2 separate regions of the Homo sapiens genome follow, and region 2 is linked to region 1. Evidence: read pairs that join two places in POLR2A ChIA-PET (ENCODE). Cell type or tissue: K562. All regions are shown on one strand. Each heading gives the region's core, and the rest is flanking DNA. Links, peaks and the distances in the headings are about the cores only. Region 1 overlaps SEPTIN6 (septin 6). Region 2 overlaps STEEP1 (STING1 ER exit protein 1).

Evidence for each region. Peaks named below come from ENCODE experiments on the same cell type or tissue, not always from the same donor. Only the 100,000 strongest peaks of a DNase experiment are listed, where the experiment ranks them.
Region 2: POLR2A ChIA-PET joins it to region 1 with 5 read pairs; 18 of 35 experiments call an interaction of 5 or more read pairs at or near these places.

Annotation. Positions count from the first base shown.
Region 1 is chrX:119,683,026-119,687,418 of GRCh38, forward strand. All of the region lies in intron 1 of SEPTIN6 (septin 6), which reads right to left. Among named protein-coding and RNA genes, the nearest start is that of SEPTIN6, 7.9 kb to the right of the region's middle. RefSeq lists enhancers at 2,596-2,825, 3,096-3,145, 3,176-3,225. In K562, for the core only: no CTCF peak of the experiment used is centred there; a DNase peak (open chromatin) is centred at 2,356; H3K4me3 peaks cover 884 bases.
Region 2 is chrX:119,559,212-119,563,604 of GRCh38, forward strand. It overlaps STEEP1 (STING1 ER exit protein 1), which reads right to left. Exons shown (of 7, transcript NM_022101.4): 2 at 1,057-1,174. Among named protein-coding and RNA genes, the nearest start is that of STEEP1, 4.0 kb to the right of the region's middle. In K562, for the core only: no CTCF peak of the experiment used is centred there; no DNase peak of the experiment used is centred there.

The DNA of each region.
Region 1 (4,393 bases), core at 330-4,329:
GCAGATTACTTGGGGCCAGGAATTCGAAACCAGCCTGGCCAACACTGGGAAAACCCGTCTCTACTGAAAATACAAAAATTAGCCAGGCTTGGTGGCTCATGCCTGTAGTCCCAGCCAGTTGGGAGGCTGAGGCAGGAGAATCGCTTGAACGCAGGAGGCGGAGGTTGCAATGAGCTGAGATCGCACAACTGCACTCCAGTCTGGGCAACAGAGGGAGACTCTGTCTCAAAACAAACAAACAAACAACAACAACAAAAATGCTAGGAAAGAAAAGAAACACTGAAACCGGACTCTCTTCAGTCACCTACTGGTGGGCCCAAGCTCTCACACCTCCCTTTTCTCCATTTCCACTCTCAGCCCTGAACACTGATGTCTGAAAGACCGTGCAAATCTCCAAGACTATGAATCATCGGTTCAGTGATACATGATGGAATATTAAGCAGCTGAGAAAAATGTTTTCTAAGAATATTTAATGACAAAAGGAAATGCTCACCAAAGGCAAACAACAACAGGAAAACCAACCTGTATACACAGGGTCATCCCAATGATGGGGGAAAATACACATTTTTTAAAAGATTAGAAGAACACATGCCAAAATAATGTCAGTGATTTCTTTTGGGTAGAGAGGTTGTAGGTGATGTTGCTTTTCTGGGTTTTCCAAATGTTCTACAATAGGCATATTTTACTTTTATAAACAGGGAAAATGTTACTTTTTTAAAAAAGATTCTATGATGATACTTTCCTGGGTAGGAAAGTGGCCTCAGGTATTTTAGAAAAATATTGAACTACAACCAAAAAGGTGCCTGACAATTTGGGTCATCAGAGCATTTAGCTTTCAGGCAGTTTTATTGTATATAAAACATTTATTTTACCAGAAATACAATAAAACCCTATTAGTCTCCTTATTATAACTTCTTTTTTTTTTTTTTTTTGAGACAGTGTCTCACTCTGTCAACCAGGCTGGAGTGCAGTGGCGCGATCTCAGCTCACTGCAACCTCTCCCTCCTGGTTTCAAGCGATTCTCCTGCCTCAGCTTCCTGAGTAGCTGGGATTACAGGTGTGTACCACCACACCCAGCTAATTTTTGTATTTTTAGTTTAGTAGAGATGGGGTTTCACCATGTTGGCCAGGCTGGTCTAGAACTCCTGACTTCAGGTGATCCACTCGCCTCGGCCTCCCAAAGTTCTGGGAATATAGGCGTGAGCCACTGTGCCCAGCCCCCTTATTATAACTTATTATTACATATTATATATATAACTTATTGTCATACAGTATAATTTCTTATTATAATGATTCATGTGAACCAGAAGTCAAATCATATATCCTGAAACATGTAGCAAAAAGTCTTGATGAAACAATCAGGTAGCTGATAGCTTCCTCTGCTGCCTCCAATGCTGCCAAGGATGCCGCTGTATTATGTCATAAGAACCACAAAAGCACTGATAAGTTCCCAGAGGTTTTTTTTTTTTTTTTTTTTTTCTGAGATGGAGTCTCACTCTGTCTCTCTCAGGCTGGAGTGCGGTGGCACGATCTCAGCTCATTGCAACCTCCGTCTCCAGGGTTCAAGTGATTCTCCTACCTCAGCCTCCCGAGTAGCTGGGATTACAGGCGCCCACCACCACATCCAGCTAATGTTTGTATTTTTAGAAGAGACGGGGTTTTGCCATATTGGCCAGGCTGGTCTCGAACTCCTAACCTCAGGTGATCCGCCCGCCTCAGTCTCCTAAAGTGCTGGGATTACAGGTGTGAGCCCCCGCACACAGCCAAGTTCCCACAGGTTTTAAAAACAATTCTCAAATGCATCCAACACATCAAATATCAGAATGTCCCTCATGCTAATTAAGCCAGGCTAAGAGGAAACTGAGTAGTAGCAATGCCCTATCCTGGGAAAGAGAAATGTGGGGGCTGTTCTAAGGAGAAATAAGGCCTGCAAAAGCTGGCAGCACCCCCAAGGGGCCTCAGAAATGCCCTTCAGTTGGGGAGCAGTTGTGCTGAAGAAGCACAAGACAGACTATCCTTACCAGACAGAGGAGGAGGCCCATTTTTGGCAAATCCAATAGATGAAACTGATTTTAATACACAAGATAAATTCCAGAGTGGCTTTTCATTCTATAAAAGGATTCACAGCAGGATTCCATTAAGTAGCCGGCTCTTCTACTGCATTGAAAGCAGGATTCAATAGACAAACATTCAGCTGTCATGTACCTTTATAGGAAGACAATAGCTATCTACACCTACATGGACAGGCAATATCTGAAGGGTTGTTTCTGTTCCACTTACCGAGAGCCTGCTGAGCTAAAAGCATAGATCGACCTTCCCTACGACTCTCTCCCCACCCAGCTCAAGGGGTCAAAGCAGGGAAGGGGTGGGGTTCAATTCTGCCACCTCATTCGGAAGCAGACGCAGGCAAGGACCTAAAAGAAATGAGGCTGGAGAAAAAGGAAACATAAGCACCATACAATGTTAGAGCTGGAAACGCCCTTAAAGATCACCTAATCCAGCCCTTTCGTTTCACAAAAGGGGAAACAGAGACTCACAGAGAGGAAGTGACTTGGCTCACGTCACAGACTGATTTAGTGACAGAGAATAGTGCTAGGATCCAGGCCCCTGTCGAGCCAACGGCCACTCTCAAATGGAAAAGCTGACTCAAGTGGCACATGTGTTTCTTTAGACTGGTAAAATTCCGGGACATTGAGCTTCTGGCTTGATGCTGGTCAGGGGCAGAAGGGTCAAGGAACCGAATCTGGAAACCCGTGAGCTCCCCAAGGTGGTTCTGGCCCACAGAAGGCAACTGAAGCAGTCAATGCGGTGGAAGGCACTCATTGTGTGTTCCTGCTCTCTACTCACTTCCCCACTTTTTCCTCCTGTTTCCCTCTCTTTTGACTGCGGCCTAAGTCTCAGCCTGGCCAGCTGCCCAGTTCTGCTGAAGAACCCCAAGACTAACACAAGCCTAAGTCTAGGTCAAATATCCCCACCTCAGGCCAGGGGTGACCCTTGCTCAGGGTGAGTGAAACTTTCCCACAAAAGCCAGCCAGATTCCCTGGAAGCCAGACAATTGAAAGAGAGTTTTCTAGGTGTTCTGGCTATTGTTACCTCCAATCTGCTAAAAAAGAAAAGGTTTACCCACAGGCCTCTGGGTGAATGCCCAACTGCCCTCTGGGGAGCCTGAATTTGCCTCTGCCTCCATCTGGTCTTGTTTAATGGGGATCTGAAAAAAACCCAGTTCCTGCCTCAGCGCCAGTGTTCAGAGCTGGGGGCCTCCAATGTGAAAGGAAACCGAACACGACCTCACACCTCATCAGGGCCAGGAAAACAGAGTTCTGCCCCGTTACCCCAGGGCCTTCATTCCGGGTCAGAGAGGGCCATGGCAGGGGAAACCTGAGCCCTGAGGCCTCTCGCTGAGAAGGCCTGCAGATCTTTTCCCTGGTCACCTTTAAGTGAGTGGAAGGGCCGGCTGAGAGCGCGCTGCATAATTCAGCAGATGGCTGCCTCTAATGAGAAGACACTGAAGAAGAGGATAACATTATTTCTCACCCTCCTGAGCATGTGGCCTCCTTCCTCTGTGCAGGCGGCAGAGAAACCCACGGTTTCAAATCCCAGCAGCAGAAGCCTCCTCCTGCCAAACTGAGGAGGAAGGGTCTGTGTTTCTAATTTATTCTGCGCCCCCCACTCCAGTTGTTACTTAAAATAATCCATCATTACATGGCTGGTGGCTCCAAGATTTTTATTTAAAGCAATATGGAGAAGAAAAAATAAAAAAGAAAACCCACACAACCCGTGACTGTGCTATATTGGATTTAAGCTGAGAATCTTTTTAATATCAGAGAGTCTCCGAATCACCCTAGTATACTCTTCCCTGGGCCCTATGGGAGTGCTGAGGGAGTGTAGTGAAAAGAGGGGGAAGAGAGGTCATGGCAGGATTTTGATGTCTTAGAAACATCATGAAAAGACAAGTGTTTTTAAACAAGGAATCTGTGTCATCTGGTGGGTGTTTAATCGTATCACCCACTGACCAGCAATAGCACTTCGGACTAAGTAACTTGGTCTCCCTACACCCATTAAATAAAGGGAACAGTAATACTTGTCCAGGAAGCCATTGGGGAAAATGAAATCATACAGATGGAAGCATTTCGAGATCGTTGAAAGAAACATGTTATATATATCCATGGCTTTCCTTCTTTCCTTCTTTTTCCTTCTTTCCTTCTTTCTTTCTTTCATCTGTCTTTTTTTTTTTTTCTTTTTTGAGACGGAGTCTCACTCTGTCGCCCAGGATGGAGTGCAGTGGCACAATCTCGGCTCACTGCAAGCTCCGCCTCCCGGGTTCACGCCATTCTCCTGTTTCAGCCTCCAGAGTAGCTGGGACTACAGGCACCCGCCACCACGCCCGGCTAAT
Region 2 (4,393 bases), core at 174-4,173, 120 kb before region 1:
CCGTCAAAAAAAAAAAAACGGAGATGGCTCTTCATTGCCTACAGATTAAGGCCAAACTTGTCCACTTCAGCACTTTACTCTGTCCTCACCCTAGTATGCATGATGCCGTTCCTGTAAAGTAACCTGTGCTCCAGTCACAAACGACAATTCAGGTTTCTAAAGCACACCATGTTTGATGCTTTTAATGCTTCCATATTCCTTCCACCTGGAATGCTCTTCATTCCCTTCATCTACTTGGTGAAATCCTAGTTCAGGCTAAACACAAATGCCATCATCTTTTGAAGCCTTTCCTGGCCACCATTCAGGACAAATGACCCACTCCCACCTGTTTTTCCTTTCGTTCAGAAGACCAGTATTTTTTCCTATCACAATAGGAGTCATTCCCTCAAAGTCATGAGCTCTTTAATGGTAAAAATCATACCTTATTCATCTTCACAGATCCAGTACCTAGCTCAGTGCCTGGCACACGGTATGCTCCACAAGATTACAGGTTGAATGAACTCATTCAAACCTGTAAATTGTAAACAAACTACGGCTATCAAATGGCAATGGAGGGGCCGGGCACAGTGGCTTATGCCTGTAATCCCAGCACTTTGGGAGGCCAAGGAGGGAGAATCACTTGAGGCCAGGAGTTCAAGACCAGCCTGGCCGACATGGTGAAACTGCGTCTCTACTAAAAATACAAAAATTAGCTGGGCGTGGTGGCGCACGCCTGTCATCCCAGCTACTGGGGAGGCTGAGGCAAGAGAGTTGCTTGAATCTGGGAGGTGGAGGTTGCGGTAAGCCGAGGTCACACCACTGCACTCCAGCCTGAGCAACAGAGTGAGTGAGACTCCATCTCAATTAAAAAAAAAAAGCAATGGAATCACATGTGAGCACCATTTCAACAAAGCACAATAAAGATATTACTACATTAACAGAAGTTAGAAAACCACCACAAATGTCAAAGTATTGGGACCAACTGACCTGTTCAACAATAGATGTGATATTTATATTATTCAGAAACAGACTCCAACACAATAGGGAAATCCTAAACAGGGAGCATCAACCTCTTACCTCCGCAGATACATAGTCTCCTCATCTTCTGTGTTACAAAACTTATGGGCATGTTTGGCAGCATCAATCACACGGGACCGGTCCCGGGGCCTCATGGGCAATTTCTCTAACTGGCAGTCTGAAGGAATGGAGAGATTTGGTCACTAGAGTCATGGCAAAATATAGCAAATGAGTCACTGCAAAATATCCTGAGAAGTTTTGAGTGGGATCCCTAGCACTAGAATTTTCTACTACAATTACTATGCTTATTGAAACCTATTATTGAATGTTCCAACTAAAAATGACTTGCTATCAGGAGACCTTGGTATTTGGACCCAGCTCTCTTACTACCCTGGTGATCTTTGGCAAATCACTTCCTCCTTTGGAGACTTTTGCCTCATTTGAAAGATGAGTTAGATGATATTATCTCAAAAGTCCTTCCCAATACTGCAATTCAGGTTTCTGTAAGTATTTCTGTGATCATAGTACACTTGGTTTGTGTTATAATGCATTAGAATCAGGAGACACAATCAAGCATACTGGAATGCCTACAAGGAAGCACTGGGAAAAGTGGGTATGTGCTAAGAAAAGGAGAGAGGCTGGGCGTGGTGGCATGCACCTATAGTCCCAGCTACTCAGAAGAATGAGGCAGGGCGATTGCTTGAGACCAGGAGTGCAATGCTGTAGTGTTCCATGATTGTGCCTGTGAATAGCCACTGTACTCCTGCCTGGGCAACACAGCAAGACCCTGTCTCTGTTTTACAAAAAAAAAAAAAAAAGAGGCCAGGCGAGGTGGCTCATGCCTGTAATCCCAGCACTTTGGGAGGTCAAGACGAGCAGATCACCTGAGGTCAGTAGTTCAAGACCAGCCTGGCCCAGCTACTTGGGAGGCTGAGGCGAGAGAATTGCTTGAACCCAGGAGGTGGAGGTTGCAGTGAGCCAATATTGTGCCACTGCACTTCAGCCTGGGCAACAGAGCGAGACTCCGTCAAAAAACAAAAAAAAAGGAAGAGAGAGGGTGATTATATAGTATGCAAATGATCCATCCTAGTTGGAGGAATTTTAATCTGAAAACAATGAAAACACAGTAAACAAATTAGGTACAGTTGTAAAGCAGATTGAAAATTGATATAATGGGCCAGGTGCGGTGGCTCACGCTTGTAATCCAGCACTTTGGGAGGCTGAGGTGGCAGGTGGATCACCTGAGGTCAGAAGTTCGAGACCAGCCTGGCCAACATATAGCGAAACCGTCTCTACTAAAACATACAAACATTAGCAGGGCGTGGTGGCACACACCTGTAGTCCCAGCTAGTTGGGAAGCTGAGGCAGGAGAATCGCTTGAACCCAGGAGGCAGAGGGTTGCAGTGAGCTGGGATCACACCACTGCACTCCTGCCTGAGCAACAGAGGAAAACTCCGTCTCTCAAAAGAAAAAAAAAAGAAAAAAAAAGAAAATTTATATAATGCAAATTAAGCACCTAAAGGATCACAGAGAAAGTCAAGTGGTCAGAGTAATTCAAGATGAATAGAGGAGGTGAAGAGAGGAGTTAGAGAACACTAGGCAGTTTACATGTCAGCTCATTTACTCTTCACAATGAATGGTTAAAGTAAAGATTTGTTGTTCCTATTTTAAAGATGAAGGAACTGAGGTTAAAAAGGGTAAGAGATATACCATGCATCTAATAAGAAGCAGAACAAGAATTCAGACCCAACTCTAAGTGATTCAAAAGCACATGCTGTTTCCACCACACCTCCTTACCAAGAATTAATTTCTTCGATAAATACGTGAGGGCCCTCTAGGTAGCAGGCACTGTTCTAACACTGTGCTAAAGATTCAGCAAACAACAAAGCAGATAAAGTCTCCGCCCTGGCCGGGCACGGTGGCTCACGCCTGTAATCCCAGCACTTTGGGAAGCCAAGACAGGTGGATCACCTGAGGTCAGGAGTTCGAGACCAGCCTGGCCAACATGGTGAAACCCCGTCTCTCCTAAAAATACAAAAATTAACCGGGTGCGGTTGCTCACGTCTGTAATCCCAGCACTTTGGGAGGCCGAGGCTGGCGGATCACCTGAGGTCGGGAGTTTGAGACCGGCCTGACCAACATGGAGAAACCCTGTCTCTACTAAAAAAATACAAAATTAGCTGAGCATGGTGGTGCATGCCTGTAATCCCAGCTACTCGGGAGGCTGAGGCAGGAGAATCGCTTGAACCCAGGAGACGGAGGGTGCAGTGAGCCGAGATGGTGCCACTGCACTCCAGCCTGGGCAACAAGAGCGAAACTCCGTCTCAAAAAAAAAAAAAAAAATTAGCCAGACATGGTGGCAGGTGCCTGTAATCCCAGCTACTCAAGAGAATCACTTGAACCTGGGAGGCAGAGGTTGCAGTGAGGTGAGATCGCACCATTGCACTCCAGCCTGGGCTACAAGAGCTAGACACTGTTTCAAAAAAAAAAAAAAAAAGTTCCGGCCCTGATGAAGCTTACATTCTAGTGGAAGAGGCAACATATTTTAAAATAATTATAATATGATTTTGGGTAATGATAAGTGCTAAATATTAAGCAGGGTAAGAGGACAAAGTGACAGGGATGCTGTTTTAGATAAGGTAATCAGGGAAGGGTTCTCTAAGGAAATTACATTTTAGCAGAGACCTGAATGAAGTAAGGGAGGGATTGAGGGAAAAGTTTTTGGGGCAGAAGAAATACCAATTAAAAAGGCACTGGGGGGCAGGAACACTTTTGACATGATGGAGAAAAAGCAAAAAGGCCACTGTGGCTGAAGTGCGATGAGCAAGAGGAAGACTGTTAGGGAATGAAGCCTGAGAGGTAGCCACAGGCCTGATCAAGGGTCTTGGTATGGATGGACTTTGGTTTTATTCTCAGTGTTATATGAAACCATTGGTTTTGAACAGGACTCTGGCTACTATGTGGAAAAGAGTGGAAGCAACGAGAGCAAGAGACTATTGTGCCAATCCAGGTGAAAGATGGTAGTAGCTTGGACTACAGTGTTAGAAGTGGAGGTGGTAGGCCGGCCGTGGTGGCTCATGCCTGTAATCCCAGCACTTTGGGAGGCCTAGGTGGGTGGATCACTTGAGGTCAGGAGTTCAAGACCAGTCTGGCCAACATGGTGAAACCCCATCTCTACTAAAAATACAAAATTAGCCGGGCGTGGTGGCACATGCCTGTAATCCCAGCTACTAGGGAGGTTGAGGCAGGAGAATCGCTTGAACCTGGGAGGTGGAAGTTGCAGTGAGCCGAGATCGCACCACTGCACTCCAGCCTGGGCAAGAAGAGCGAAACTCCATCTCAAAAAAAAAAAGAAAAAAAAAAAAACTAGCCGGGCCTGGTGGCGCACACTACTTGG